Linked DNA regions of Mus musculus: region 2 is linked to region 1. Evidence: chromatin loops called from intact Hi-C (ENCODE). Cell type or tissue: gastrocnemius. All regions are shown on one strand.

Region 1 (8,000 bases):
CAGGTACAATTTGAGATAACAATTGTTTCTGAGTTTGCTAGCTACAGAGAAGAACAATTAATTTATTTACCTATGCAGATCCAGTTCCACATAGGGAAGAATAAGTTTTTCCTTAATCAATTCCCAAATGATTCGTGTCATTTCATCTCCTTGCATCTCCACCACAGAACCTCCTTGGATTTTTCTGGACATTTTTACTTCAATAACCCTAATTTAAAAAAAAAAAAAGAAAGAAAAGGTTTGTACCTTGTCACGTTATAAAGTAGAAACAATGTATCAATGAATTGGTGACTATTAAAAAAGAACAATTTATAATAGCACAGTTATTTAGATCATCACAATTACATTTACCAACACAACTGAGAACTTCTCTGTGCAAGACACAGCTACAATTCTTTTCCTGCTGCTTCTGAATCAGGACTATAAGATGACTCTGTAAGAAATTATTTTACCTCTTGAGAGCCTTACCAAGGCCATCTGGCTAAAGTGTAGGGGAACGTGACCCTGAAACACACCCTTAATAATGCAATCATTATCTCAACCATTACAAGAGCAGATCTGTTATCTTAGAGATGAATAAATATTACTAAAGTGATTTCTCAGATAGAGAAATCAGGAGACAGAAAGGCCCCTTCCTAGTACACAGGCTTATCCCTTGGCTTTTCAGGGGCAAGAGCTGCTGTTTGTATGATGGGACACTACATTGTTCTAGGAAGGCCATCACTTTAAAAAGTATTTGCCAGGCAGTGATGGTGCATGCCAGGCAAGTGGATCTGAGTTTGAGACCAACCTGGTCTACAGAGCAAGTTCCAGGACAGCCAGAGCTACACTAGAAACCCTGTCTCAAAACAAACCAAAAGTATTAATTTATCTGATTCCAATAAAGGTCAAAGATGACTGCTTGGAAAAAGAGAAACTTCAAGGCTTAAAGAATAACATGCTTGTATTCAGGAGGCAAAGGGTCCCTGAACCTCTGAGAGTGTCTATTCCTTATAGGAACGGTTGTGTAACCATTTCCTCTGTAATTGAAGCATTCTATCCTACACTAAGCTCTTTAAACAGGCAGGTAAAGAACTAAAAATATAGTTTCAGGATGTCTCTGAAACTGAACAGAGTTGATAGGCCCCACCCTGACAGAGTAAACAATAAAAGTTGAGACTCTTAGACTGGAGAAGACCCGACCCAGGCCGGCCACCTGGAAAGGACAGTCTCCAACCCTTGAGCTGCCAGCAGGCTGTGTAGTCTGCACCGGGTTCCCAGCTTTTGTGAGTTCTCACCCATGCTGGGGTGAGGTGATGCAGAGCCATTTTTGCTCCTTACCCATATTCGGGTAAAGTAATCCCAACAGTACTTATTGGTTCACCAAGTTGGATTTTGGTGGTGTCTCTACTTTGTCCTGTCATAGGATCCCTGTATGGGCTACGTGTGTTGCATTTCCCTAGGCAACAAGTGCCCTGTTCTGTCACACAAGTGACACTATATTGGGAACTTTCTTTCCAGAAATGCAGTGGCATATAGATCAATGTTATAGCTGAGGAACAGAAAGACTTTAAAGCAATTAGATAACAACCTAAAGCTGTCTTGAAACTAATTTGATCCTTAATTTTTTTTTAAAGGGAAATGATTATTAGACAGTAGGTCTCAGCACCTCACAAGAAGTCAGGAATATTTCCCAACTCTCAAATCCCATTTTTATGTCTGAGATTTGCATTTCTAGCATCCTATTTCTAGTATTGAATTTGTACCCTGAGTCCATCACCAGGGAAGTTTCTGGAAGCCAGTTAAAAGAAATCAACAAGCTGGTGTGGGTGAACCAATACCACCCATGAGATACAACTTAAAGATTAACTTGCAGTAGATCACAGAGTTCATAATTAATTCCATTTTCACCATGGCCATACTTTAGAGAGACAGCTAACTTATCTCAGTTTTGATACTGCACTCTCACGGTCATGTTCCTACACGGCATTACACAACAGTTATGACTAGGCTATTTTTCTGCGATGGCAAATACAGCTAATAAAATATCACAATGCCGGGAATGTCTGAACTTTTTTATTTGCTTTGTTATTTCCTTCTTGGTGTGTATATACTCTGATGTAATCTTTTTATATCTCAGAATTCACCAATGAATGATAAACGTCAGATTTCCTTCCCTTTATCTATTTAGTTTTTTTTTTTTTTTTTTAGCACTTGTTAATTAAAGAAGTGAAGCTGTATTGTAACTACTATCACACTTCTGGATTTGATTTCCATGGCATGTATGGGCTTTAGGTACCCCTAGATTCCCTGACTTCTTGGGTCTCACATTTTCTGATCCCACCCAACCCCAACTTTTAAAGGAAAGTTTGATCCAAGCCTAATAGCTACCAGCTTATTTACATAGTCTGAAGGCAGCCAGTTTCCAATCTGACAGCCTGTGCAATTCCAGAAAACAAACATAATAGACTAGTTAAGCAATAGGAACCCTTTGCCATACTTAATTTTACTTCCATAAATCTCAAGTTTCTATCTTGAGCCGATCTTTTTGTTTTCCAGCCAAGTTCAAGTTGCAAAACATGTGGGGACTCTAAGGAAGTAGTTGCAGTATATTGTCGAAAAATTCCTGCTTCTCTCTTTTCCCAGTGCCTACACTTGCACTAACGCCCAACTAACTATACAATGTGGTCACATTAAAGATATCAGATTAGAGGGCAAAATTGCTAATTCTTATCTTGATGGTGAACGGACTTGCAATTATAACAAGGCCTCTCAATTTTGATGACTTAAACAAGTGTCCTTTCAATTTATCTCCTAAAACAAAGCAAGATCCGGAACAGAAAGTCTTAACATACAAATACCCCTGCCAGGAGGATTTGTATTTAATATCAGCCTTACAGCCCAGTTTATCTGGTTTAAAGTACAGTGCTTGAGTGTATCCAGAGGGGCAAAGGGCAGGAGCCTTCCAAATAAAGGTCACAGGAGTACAAATATTGGTGCGCACACACGCTCACACCACAGGACGGTGAGTCCTAGAGTGAGCGCCCGGCTCTTTGGCTTTTTGCAGGTCTCGGGTTTGCTCGACCTCGGGTGACACTGAGACAGGAGATATCCATGTGGGCGTTGTGCAAGCTCTGCTAATGAAGCTGACTCGGTTCCTCCTTCCAGATCCCCACACCAGCCCCTCCTCTCAGCACTGCCAGGACCTTTTAAATACGAGGTCCACTGAGATGGCTGCATCTGGAATCGAGACCCCAGGGCGCCCCCAAGTGGCTAAGCAAACACTACAGACTGAAGCTGGAGGCTCCGCCTACCTTCATCCCCTCCCTCTCTTGCACTCTCATTAGCTCTTCTCCGACCACAAGGCAGGTCCCACCCCTGAACCTTGAAGGGAGTACACGCCTAAATTCCTGGCTTACACCCTTTCTGCAACCAGCTTTCCTGCCTAGTCCTTTTACACCCAACACTCAAGAGTTCTGTGCGTCCACCTCAAAGCTAAATTCTCCTCCGCGGGTGCCTTGCCACTTGTCACTGCTTGCAACGTCCTCGCCTCCCAAAGCGATCCCAACCTCGGAAGCGCCCTTCTATACAGATAGGCAAGCAGCACTCTGCTACTCCCATTTCCCTTCTCTACGCCCAAACTCTGGAAGCGTCCCTGAGTGCACCAGGGCCTTGCCACTGAGTTCATCTCTGCACAGCCAAGACCTGGGGTTTCTTCCTTTTTTCTCACTCCAGCTTTCAACGGAATAGTTTAATAGTAAGGGGCGGCGGCTGCCGCTCTAAGCCTTGGGGCACCTGTAGGGAGGGGAAGGAGCGCCCGCTTGCAGCCGGAGGCGCCCCAGCTACTCACCGGCTCACACCCGCGCGTACACACAAGCTGTAATAAGCCGGCCCCAGTTAGATCAGCATCTGCCACAACCTTCGCTCGGAAGCCCAGCGGCAGGGTCAAGGCTGTTTAACTCTTCCCGGCTTTGTCTCCTCCCAGGCCCCACCCCCTCAGCCCACCTCCCGAAGCCCCGCCCCCTCCACGACGCCATTCGCCGCCTCCGACTTTGTGGGGTGGGCCGAGGCATAGATTGAGATTAAGTCTGGGATGCAGCGGTCCGCTGTTCCCGGTGGGGGATGGGACTGCCACGCCGCGGAGATTCCTCGGGAACACCCTGCAGTTGAGGAGCGAGGACGCCACCTACTGACAGGCTATCGGAAGCGCCGAGACCGAGTGTTCTGGGCTCCGCAACAATCTAGGAATCCCAGCGTTGAGTATCCAGGTTCTCTGCAAAAGGTACAAAAGAGGGAGCCCTCCCTAGACTGGATCCCTTCCTGGAGTCTCCGGATGCCTCTTAGAGCTGGACTGTGCCCTTTGAAGAATGTGCATTTGAGGTTTCTTAAAGGCGTGTGAGGACTACAGATTCTACCTTAATGCAAAAGCTAAAACAGAGCGCATTTTCCATTTCAAAATCAAGAACAAACAATACCCTACACACAAATACATATATGAGTAAAACCATTCATATTCTCATGCTGAGGCTTTTACAGAGCTTCACCATTCCACCCCAATAATTCCCTCCACTACCAATGATCCGTATTCCCAACTGTTGCTGTTTATAAATAAGCTTCACTCACCATTTGTCATGGAAGACAGTGAGGTTTATTTTCTGGGTTGCGATGAAGCTGCACTAGAGATACACGATATAAATCTTAGAATTCTAAGAATGGGTTAAACGTATTCCAATCTTTCCAGAGATTTTTCTGTCTGTATTCCTTAGTCTTGAAAAGGAGAACATTATGACTTGTAGGACAATAGGTCATCCTTGATTGGTCAAGATTCAACGCTTCATGGACTTTTAAAACAACCAGCATTGTGTTGAAAAGTTATGAATTCACGGCAGTTAGTAAGATTCATTTTGGACGCTAGAGGGCGCTATGTGGAAAAGGACTCATACGTGGTGTCAGCTGTTAATGTTGATTAACTGGGTATTAGCTGTGACCTCCGTTTATTCCTATAAAATGATTAGAGAGTGTGTGAGTTTATACTTTCACCTCTAATCTCACTTTAAATCACTTTAAAAAACGTTACTTACTACCATCAGGCACATATTGTTTATATTACTAAAAGTAAGTATTCATAGCCATTCTTGTTCCAGAAAGCATTTTAGAATAAATTCAAGAAACGAAGAATAAAACACAATAAGAAGTATTGACTATAGGTGATGGCAAAAGTAAGAAGAATGCATAGGAATACAGAGCCATGGTGAATTTAAATATAAGCATCTTCAACCAAGTTCTAAATATGTGCTAAGCATGGATTGACTATCTGAGACACTGAGATAGGACATATGGCACTTATGTGCATGTCTCCATCTGGAATCCCGTTTTCAAGGGCTGATATGTCAAGTGCACGAGCTGATAGATCACTGAAAGAGAATATTTGTAGATGCTTGGTATTGAATTAAATTATTACAAAATAAGCCAGGTGTAGTGGTGCATGTTTGTATTCCCTACACTTGGGAGGCAGAAGCAGGAGGATTGCCACAAGATCCAGGCTAGCCTTGTCTACATAACGAGCTCCGGTCTGGTCAAACCCCATTTCAAAATCAAGAACAAACAATAGCCTATACTCAAATAAATATATAGGTAAAACCATTCATATTCTCACGCAGAAGGTCTCGTAGAATCGTAAAATAATAAACTTATAGACTAAATGACTGGAAAAATTACAAAACATTAAAAAAATCATTATTGATGTCTAATATGTGAGTGTGGAAATGTGCATGCCATGGCAAGGATGTGGAAGCCCAAGGACAGTCTTGAGATTTGTAGGCTTTGGAGACCAAACAGGTCAGAAGGTCACAAGGCAAGTGCTTTGATCCTCCTGAGCCACCTCTCTAGCCTCACAAAGCAGTACATCACCACTATTAGTAACAATGAGACTTAACAACTGGTGTTTGGTTGAAGATTACATTTCTCTTAAAAATGTGAATATGACATTCACTGCTCATATTCATGTCGCTCACTGCATTTGCATGCTTATGATTTGCTATCTTTTTTTTTCATTTACTCAATAAAAGTGTCTAAATATTTAAATAAGGTCTAGTAGGAACACTACTGTAAACATCAATGGGAGCCTGGGTCAGAAAATGTCTGTTAGCATCTGCTTGCCTATGAGACACTCAGCCAGATGATGGAATTCCCATGAGATTCCAATGCTACTTTATGTTCGTTTTGATGATCTGGAAAGGTAAAAACACACAAAAAAGAAAACGAGGGCAGAGGTTCAGTAGGTCAAGGTATTTTCCTCCAAAGCAGATATTCTAAATTCAATCCCCAGTACCCATAAGGTAAGAGAGAACTGACTCCTGCAAGTTGTCCTCTGCCCTCCACACATGTGGTGTGGATTGCATACGTATATAGGTGCATGCACAGACACACACAAAATAAGTGCAAATAAAGACAATGAAGGGAAGTGAAATGACGTCATCATTACTTACCAGTTACGATTACCAGCAGGAGAACAGCAAAGATAACGGTTGCACTTGGTTTTTGAGTGACAGACACTCTTCTACAGGAAGGGATAGGATCATGAGTTGGATGACCAAGATAATGAGTTTAGCTCTAGGACTGTTTAAGGTGAATGCTTGTGGGACAGGAAAATGGGGTTGTCCAGGAGGCGCTAGCCACATACATCTGAGCTCAGAAGAAATGATGGGGCTGGGGACCAAAACATGGGTTTCTTTAGTGTGTGTTTAGTGATAGCACTGAAGATGGTGATGAGATCGTCCAGAAGTACTGAAGAATAGCCTACTAGCAGAACCCTGGAGGCATGTTTGAATCTTTAAGGGTCAGGTGGAAGATTAGAGCCTCCTACCCCCAAAGAGAATGCAGAACTAGGGTAGGAGAATTACAGAGTCTGCTGTGATGGAAGCCCAGAAAGTTTTCAAGTACAGAAGAAGTACTGTAGAACGGTAAGAAAAAGACAGAGCCTGGAAAGAAGAGTGGGAAGAGCTCATGGATGCACTTTCAGTAGGATGAGCCTACGGTCACTCTGATCAGGAGCCCTGCTGAAGGGGACTGACATGGCTTTAGAAGGGGGACAACACTGTGAAGAAAGCACTTTTTAATAAAGATTGTCTCATGTGGTCCAGGTTAACCTTGAACTTGTTATGTAGCAGAGGCTGGCCTAGAACTTCTGGTGTTCTTGCCGCCACATGCCAAGTGTTGGGTACAGGCCTGGATTATACTTAGCTATAGAACAAATGCCGATGATTGCTAGTTTCTGTCATCTGGCATACTTGCAGGCCATTTAACTTGAGCAGAGTGGGTCAGATCCTGTTACTTTGGAATCATTTGCTTTGGTTGTTTCTTCTTTTATTTCCTCATCGCATCAATAATAATGAAAAATCCATCTTTATCTTGCTTGGTAAAAATGCTCTTTATCAATTCTGAATGCTAGATTAGTGGAACTAGTGGAACTGGAGTATAAACATTTTCAAAGTGCTTGTTAGAGCCACCAAATCATTTTGCTGAAACATATATCTACTTATACTTTCACATGCAGTGCGAAAGAGTGATAATTTCATTAGAGTCTAGCTAGAAATTAGTCTTACAGTAAACAAACAAACAAAAACAATCTACCACCACTACTACCATTGTCACCACCACCACCATCACCACACCAAAAAAACCAACCAAAAACAGCGTTTGCATTATATACCAAATGAAACCATAATTTCTTAGACAGTCAATTGATTAGCGGCACTGGACAGGAAATGTTGGAAGTTAGTCCACTAGGCCAGACAGTAAATATGTGCTTTCAATATGTCAGGATTGTACCCCACAGGTCTGCTGTAATGAGTTATTTGTGAAAACGGAAAGCCTCTGTGTCTCATCAGGCGAAGGTGCTCACTCTTGCCTTGTCTCAACACACTATAAGACAAAGAAAGGCATAGACACTATCCAGATGGGAGAGGAAGAAGTTAAGAGGCCCTGCCTGTAGGTGATATGATCTCAGATCAGAAAAATCC
Region 2 (8,000 bases), 220 kb before region 1:
TAGGTTGAAATCAGACCTTCTGAAACTAGTTTAATAGTATCAATCTCAGCCTGCTTTGTAAACATGTAAATGCAGGACCTGATTCCAAATCTTTTGAAAGGGCTACATACTGAGATCACCTTGCATCTGCAAATAAATATTCAATACTCATAAGCCTTGGCTGCTTACAGCTAGTGGTGCTGGCCTCTATCTAGCTTGGTTTTTCTGGTCCTAATAACAAGCTCTTCTTTTTCCTTTCTGTCAAATAATTACATATTCCTCAGTCCCTTATTTCTTAGCTGTACACATAAACAAGGGGGAGGGGAAGAGGGTTGTTAACCTAACATCTAAACGCATTCATCTTAAAGAAAACAAGAGCTTTTAGCTAGATGTGGCGGCAACACATGCCTATAATCACAGCACTCCGGAGGCCCAGGTAGGAAGCTCACTAGCTCAGATAAAATGAGAATTCAGGACAGACTGGCTGTAAACAAGTCTACTAGTCCAAAGCTAACCTGGGCTACACAAGTTCCAGGCCTACCTAGGCTCTATCATGAGACCATTTCTTAGACAAAAATTAATTAAAATTATAAAAGGAAAGGAAAAGAGAATAAGAAAAAAGGAATAAGAGTGCTCTTCCAACAGAAGTCTGCACTGATCACACTACTGAGAAACCTTGTGTGGGCAATATTCTGTTTTCTTTTCTTTTTTTTTTAAGATTTATTTATTTATTATATGTAAGTACACTGTAGCTGTCTTCAGACACACCAGATGAGGGCGTCAGATCTCGTTACGGATGGTTGTGAGCCACCATGTGGTTGCTGGGACTTGAACACGACCTTTGGAAGAGCAGTCGGGTACTCTTACCCACTGAGCCATCACACCAGCCCAGTATTCTGTTTTCTACCTCAATGTTTTTAGAAAGTTTCTCTCTGTTTTGTACCTATATTAGTTGTGAATTTATTGTTCTCATTGTTAGTGCAGGGTTTTAGATTCAAAATGCATTCACTATAATGTAGACAACTTTGAAACATTTATTGAACTTCATGGTTATAAAAAAAAAGTACTACACATTGTTCAGGTTTTGAAAATAAAGGCAAAATAAACAATTCTTATTTACCCTCTAACGGGGGTGGGGGGGGGGGAAGCCCTGTATAACAAAGAAGAAAAAGACAAGAAAGAGGAAAAGAAAGCATACCGCAAATACAGTTCTCTATTGTCTTTCCCCCACTTAGCAATGCCTGAAACCTCTCCACTGTTAAAACCCTTCATAAATATCTTTTTGATATTTGCATTATGTCATGTCTTTTGATGGCACCATAATGTGACTGCTCCCCTGTTACTGGGCATCTATAATATTGCCAGTCTGTTCTTTACAAAGGCACACTCAGCATCATGATGAACGTAACTGTTCTCACAAGTTCCTTTGGACTTCTAAAGGAAGAATTGCTAAGTCAAAGGGTAGGAGCACTGCTGAGACATTTTACACACTCAGTCACTGTTTTTCAGAAAGGCTGCACTGTCTGCCTCTCGTGGCATTTGAGAACGTCTGCTCCATGACACACTGCTTGACGTGACAATTAAAGCTCTTTGAGAGCTAGAGTGCTTTGGGAGCTGGAAAAGTCTTGCCTGTTGTTTCCATGTTCGCGCCTTTGATTAACAGAAAGAACTCAAGTTAATATATTAGCTATTTGATTCCAGTTCCCTCCTATGGCTATATGGGAAGTCCCACAGTAATGAGCTTGCAAAGGGTTCATTTTGCCTCACAGTTTCTGAGCTTTCACTTTATGACCAGCTGGTCCCATTGTATTGGGGACTGTGGCAGGGCCACACCAGGGTCCGTGTGCGCAGCAGAGCAAAAGCCCTTCAGTTATGAGGCACCAAGCAAAATGACAGAACAGAAGGACCCAGAGCCCCACAACCCCCTTGGGTTGACCTCTTGACTTCTAGTGCTCATAAGTCCCATCCTTTCAAAATGCCTCTAAAGAGACCGAGGCTTTAACACAGAGGCCTTGAGAATATTCCATAATAATAGTGTGCTTAAGTTTTTTGTCCATTTTCTGCTAGATTCTATTTTACTTTTCTATTATGACACAACAAATTTTTACACTAAGTTGCTTTTTAAAAATACTTCTTATCTCATAGTCACTAAGGTGTTGGCTCAGGTGGGCTGGACTCTTATCTAGAAATTCTGGTAAATAGTCCAAATTCAAAGTCATCTGGATTGTTGACAAAAATCCTGGTTTTGGTAACTTCCTGTTGGTTGTCAGCCAGGGGGCCACTCTTGGTAGTTTTACACCTTCCAAATTCCTCAAGGCTACCTAGAGTCCTCAGCAATGATATCGTCCATCTTCAAATCAGCTACAGTATGTTGAGTCTTCTTGATTTCCCAGTCATAGAAAGCTCTACACTTTTATGGGAACTCTTCAATTAGATCCACCTTGACAACCTCTCCACTCTAATCTCAAGTGTGTCATGTACTATAACATACATAGTCAGGTAGACATGACTTCTGTGATGGTTGTGAGGATTAGAGGAAAACACAAAAACAAAGTTAGCAGAAGGTCGTGATGGAGCTATGCCTGTCCCAGAGTCTTGGGTGTCAAATTAACAATGTGTCTGCAGGTTTTCTGATAAACCTCCAGTGCGTGAATCTACCAAATAAAACACCACAAGCCATCGTACTGTCACAGCACTAAAGGCAAGCGTGAGTGAGGCTGCTGTGTGGCAATAAAGAATTCTGAGCATATAATGTTGTGAACACTGATACCTGAGCCATTTTAATTGTGGCAAAATACTCAAAACATAAAATTTACCATGGTAACCACTAAGCCAAGCATTGTCATGCAGCCCAACCCCCACTGGTCTTTCATCTTGCAGTCCACCCATTCAACAAGAACTTCCCCCTCATGCCGGGCGTGGTGGCACACGCCTTTAATCCCAGCACTTGGGAGGCAGAGGCAGGCGGATTTCTGACTTTGAGGCCAGCCTGGTCTACAAAGTGAGTTCCAGGACAGCCAGGGCTATACAGAGAAACCCTGTCTCGAAAAACCAAAAAAAAAAAACAAAACAAACAAAAACAAACAAACAAACAAACAAAAAAAAGAACTCCCCCCTCCACGCCTTCCCGAACACTTGACAATTATTCATCTGCTTTTCAGTAGTGGAATATTTTAATTTGATATACTCATCAAACACTTATTCTAGGTACTGTTCCAGGGGCTTTAAAAACATCAAGTGGCACATGCCTTTAATTCCAGCAGAGGCAGGTGGATCTCTGTGAATTCAAGACCAGCCTAATCTACATAGCAATTTCCAGGCTAAACAGGGTTACATAGAGAGACTCTCTCAAAAAAAACATACATATTTAATAACTCATTGAATCTTTGATGAGGTGGCTATTATTCCCATTCTACAGATTAGGAAACAGCTAAATTGAGTAAACTTTCCAGGATGACGAAATGAGAAAGTGACCAAACAAGAATTTAAGCTGAAGTAAGCTTTCAGGATCTTGCCAGAACAATAGCATTGTTAAAGTACTTACTATAAAGACAAACACACAAGTTATTGATGTTATTTCTTGGTACATGACATTTACACACTTCGTGTCAATTTAACCTAATACTTGACTCCTAGTGAAGTTAGATTATGTTACCAAGGTAACACATGTATATTGACCTTTTAAAGACCTCATTTTTGCTATGGTATTTCTTTAAGTAAATGAAATAAAAACTACTTGGTGTTTTAAGCAACCACTTATAACGTGTACTATTCTATAATGCTGTATAAGTACAAGTCACAATTTATTATGATTTGTTGAAAATATTTTACAGGAAAAACCCAGAAGTTTCTTTCTAGTTCCATGGATCAAAGAAAAAAAGGGGAGGAACTAAATAACATTTACAATAATATATCTCAATCTTTTTAACCTGTAAAGGCGCCTTGCTTTGCAAACTATACATATAAGCCCAGCCTCTATTTGTCTTCTGAAATCAGAATTTTTTTTCCAGCTTAAGGGCCTGAGGACTCCTTATCTTGTTTTGTTTGTTTTGTTTTTGTTTTCTAGCTTAATAAGCTTTTCATACAAGACCAATCTATCATTAGTCCTGTACTGTCATTTACTATACATTCAAAATGGGCTCAGTCAATAGAAAGAACAAACGTAGCGTTTCTCTGGGGCTAAAAGCTCTACTGGGGTTTGGTTTCTATGATCGCTGGGGAGGGGTTACTAAAAACAACGCAGAAACAGGATCACCTTATTCAACTACTTTCTAATTTGCGTTACTTGATTCACAAAAAATAAACACCAGGTCATGTCTTCCTCCTCACTTAGCCACCCACAAATGAAGTGCTATCCCCAGCGCGAAATACAACAGAAAGCGGTGCGTGGGAAGAACCCCGGCGACCCCGGGGAGCTCCGGGGATGCGTCATCCCGTCCCCCTCCCCGCCCAAGGCCGCCGTGAGGAGGATGCTCACCGCGGCTCTGGTCCCTTCTCCCCTGCGGCCTGCAGCCGACCCCCGGCAGGACCCCGACCCGGGCAGCCCGCCCTCCTCACCGCCAGCGACTGCGCTCCAGCTGCCGACCATCCCGGCCCGGCTCTGTTTACAAGCGGCTTCTCGCGGTCCCACGCCCAAAAGCTTCCCCGCGGCAGCCCGGCAACAGGATCCGATTACACAGAGTTCCAGCCGGTGAGGACCGGTCCCTCCTACGGGAGGAGCAGGCGGTCGGGCGGGGCCTGACCTCCTTATCTTATTGTTTGCTTTACAGCCTTTATCCCAGGCTTGGTCCCTTCCACGTTCTTCCCAAGACCGAGGATGTTTGCAGTTAAAACTGTCACTTGGAACCTACCAGGGCAGGGCCAGCTAGCAGCAGTTGCTAAGAATAAGAGAATTTCTCAGAAATAATGCTTTCCAAACATAGGAATGAACTGCTTGTCATCTTTGGATAGGTGCACGAACTGCTTTTCATCTTTAGTTAGGTTCACGGTTTTAAAGGATGTGGTTGAGGGGAAATGTCTCTAACCTGGCTGTGGATTCCTAGTCTAGCAGCTAGGGCTTAGGGAAGGGCAAGAAGTCACCTCTCCTGAGGTCTGCTGGTAACCAGCCACTTTGCAAAGACGTGCAGTTCCGGTTGGATGAATCTTCCTTTCAGTTTTCAGTCTTAATTTGCCATCACAGCATACTTCTTAGTCGGTTTTTTTTTTTTTTTTTTTTTTCAATTAAGCTTAGTAAGAGAGGGGCGGGGGCGGGGTAGCACACACTTTTAATCCCAGCACTGGCACTGAGGAGGCACAGGCAAGTGAACCTGTGTGAGTTTGAAGCCAACCTGGTCTACACAGAGAGTTCCGGGCCAACCAGAGCTACAGGCTTTGTCTCAAAAGCAAAAGCAAGCCAAGCAGTGGTGTCACAAACCTTTAATCCCAGCACTCAGGAGGCAGAAGCAGGTGGATCTCTGTGAGTCTGAGCCCCTCCACCCTTGTCTACAGAGTGAGTTCCAAAACAAAACAACAACAAAAGCAAACAAAGCACAAACAAACGCGTGTAAGTCAATGACCAGTATCCATATTCTGTTTAAAAATGGAGAGAATTAGGACTCAACAGGATATATAATATTTTTTTTGAAAGTCAAATCTTTAAAAAGTACAGAATCAAATTGTGATTGGTTGAATAGATTTGGCTCCCATAGACTCATGTTTCAATGCTTGGCCATAAGGAATGGCACTATCAGAGGTGTGACCTTATTGGAGTAGGTACATTCTTGTTGGAGGAAGTGACTGCTACTTAAGCCGGCTTTGAGATTGCTGTATACTAAGGTATAGGTATATTAAGCTCTGCCCAGTATGGAATCAGAGCCTCCTCCCAGCTGCCTGAAGTAGACTGTCTCCTTCTGGTTGTCTTGGCATCTAGATGTCGAACTCTTGGGTCTTCCAGCACTTGCCTGTACACTGCAAAGTTCCTGCCATAATAATAATGGACTGAACTTTTGAAGCTGTTAAGCCAGCCCCCAATTAAATGTTTGTCTTTATGAGAGTTGCCTTGGGCCGGGCGTGGTGGCACACACCTTTAATCCCAGTACTTGGGAGACAGAGGCAGGCGGATTTCTGAGTTCGAGGTCAGCATTTCTGAGTTCGAGGTCAGCCTGGTCTACAAAGTGAGTTCCAGGACAGCCAGGGCTATACAGAGAAACCCTGTCTTGAAAAAAACCAAAAAAAAAAAAAAAAAAAAAAAAAAAAAAAGAGTTGCCTTGGTCATGGTATCTCTTCACAGCAATGAAAATTCTGACTAGGACAGAAGTAGAGATATGTTTGTCTAACTAAAACACAAATTCATAACATATAGCTTCCCAAATATTTACTATATAAAATTCCAAATATAGTCCGTAGTCAGGAGACTAAAAGACACTGAAACAAGAAACACAATAAAGTAGTTACGATTTTTACCCTTGTTTAAAAAAAGATGATTCCAGCATCATCTGTACTGGAACTTCATTACTGAAAGCAAATTCAGAGTGTAACAACTTAGATTTAAGAAAACAAACCCAAACATTTATTGTCTTTAAATCTATGTTTGTGAAATGACTGAATTTACTTCTGATCACTAACACAGGAATCCAATAATTCCATCTGAGAAGCTGTTGACTTCTGGGCTAGTCAACATCTGGGAATATTTTGTTCTTTTAAATTCAAAATAGTTACATTCACATCAGCACTCAAAAGGCAGTCAGCTGCTGCCTTTGTCACTATGTTAATAGACTGTGTTTTTAGAGAAGTTTTAGGTTCTCAGAAGAGTCCTCACAGACTTCTTGCCACTGCATATGAACCACCTCCCTACATCCGAGCATCCTGCATCACAATAGGACATTCATTATCATCTATGAACCTCTGCAGGTGAATGGTTAGTTTACAATTTGCATTAGGGTCACTATGTTTACCTACGTTTTATGCTATCATCCAGAAAGGCTTCTCTTTGAGCAATCAGAAACATTTTTTTTTTTTTTTTTTTTTTTTTTTTTTGGTTTTTCAAGACAGTGTTTCTCTGTATAGTCTTGGCTGTCCTGGAACTCACTTTGTAGACCAGGCTGGCCTTGAACTCAGAAATCCACCTGTCTCTGCCTCCCAAGTGCTGGGATTAAAGGCGTGCGCCACCATGCCCCGCAATCAGAAACATTTTAATAGAGAATAGAAATGCCTAGGTTCATCTAATATAACCATTGTCCACAGCTACTTTCTTATTTAAAGACTTGTAGTGGCCTTCCATATACTAGCAGGGAGAGTTCAGACTGCATACCTCTCTACCCACTGCCATTTACTTGGAGATAGATGCTTCGTTTTCCCTTTAGTTGGCACTCATACTCACTTAGGAAGCTTGTGCCTACCTCCAAATCACAATGTAAGTATGTAGGAAATGCTAAGCACATCCTACTCTCTATGGTATCTTCCTCTCGGTCATGGTGGTTGATCCAAGGACGGGCATTTGTGTAAGTTACTTTGCTATGGGCAGATATATGACAAAAAGTAATTTTAGAGGGAAAAGGGTTTGTTTGGTCCTGTAGTTCAAGGGAATACAGTCTAGACTGGCAGGGAAGAATGAGAGAGACAGCCACATTGTATATGCAGTAAGTGAGAGAGAGGACAGTAAATGGGGCTGGGCCAAGAAACCTTAAGACCCACCTCCACTGACCCACTTCCTCAAGCAGGACCCACCTCACATCCTTCCTTCAACTGTGGACTAGGTGTTTAAATACATGAGCCTACGGGGAGGGGGCCATTTCCCATTCAAAACACAATAGTATGTGACCTAAACAGAGCCATTCCCTAAAAATTTCCTATTTGAAACTTTGTAACAAATCGTGCCTATTGGCTCACAGGGCTGGAAGGAAGCAGGTTGGAGGTTTTTGGTGGCGGGATTTCCTATCTCATAGAGAATGTCTCTCTGAGGAAGGAAGAAGGAATGTTGGATGGAGTAGGAGTAGCTCAATGGAGACTTGGGGTTGAAGAGAGTGGGAAGCCAAGAAAAAAGC

The links. Peaks named below come from ENCODE experiments on the same cell type or tissue, not always from the same donor. Only the 100,000 strongest peaks of a DNase experiment are listed, where the experiment ranks them.
Region 2: it touches region 1 in a loop (2.3-fold over the local background); 3 of 42 quality-filtered maps call a loop at or near these places.

What each region holds. Positions count from the first base shown.
Region 1 is chr1:65,175,161-65,183,160 of GRCm38, forward strand. Idh1 (isocitrate dehydrogenase 1 (NADP+), soluble) reads right to left here and starts at 3,982. Exons shown (of 9, transcript NM_010497.3): 1 at 3,830-3,982; 2 at 71-208. The coding sequence starts at 192. In gastrocnemius, CTCF peaks have their summits at 3,256 (motif pointing left), 4,173 (motif pointing left) and 4,875 (motif pointing right); DNase peaks (open chromatin) are centred at 1,234, 3,251, 4,081 and 4,893; H3K4me3 peaks cover 4,183 bases; H3K27ac peaks cover 4,971 bases.
Region 2 is chr1:64,952,159-64,960,158 of GRCm38, forward strand. Plekhm3 (pleckstrin homology domain containing, family M, member 3) reads right to left here and starts at 4,666. Exons shown (of 8, transcript NM_001039493.1): 1 at 4,537-4,666. It overlaps Gm51627 (predicted gene, 51627), which reads left to right and starts at 4,421. Exons shown (of 3, transcript NR_165472.1): 1 at 4,421-4,669. In gastrocnemius, no CTCF peak of the experiment used is centred here; a DNase peak (open chromatin) is centred at 4,608; H3K4me3 peaks cover 1,536 bases; H3K27ac peaks cover 1,454 bases.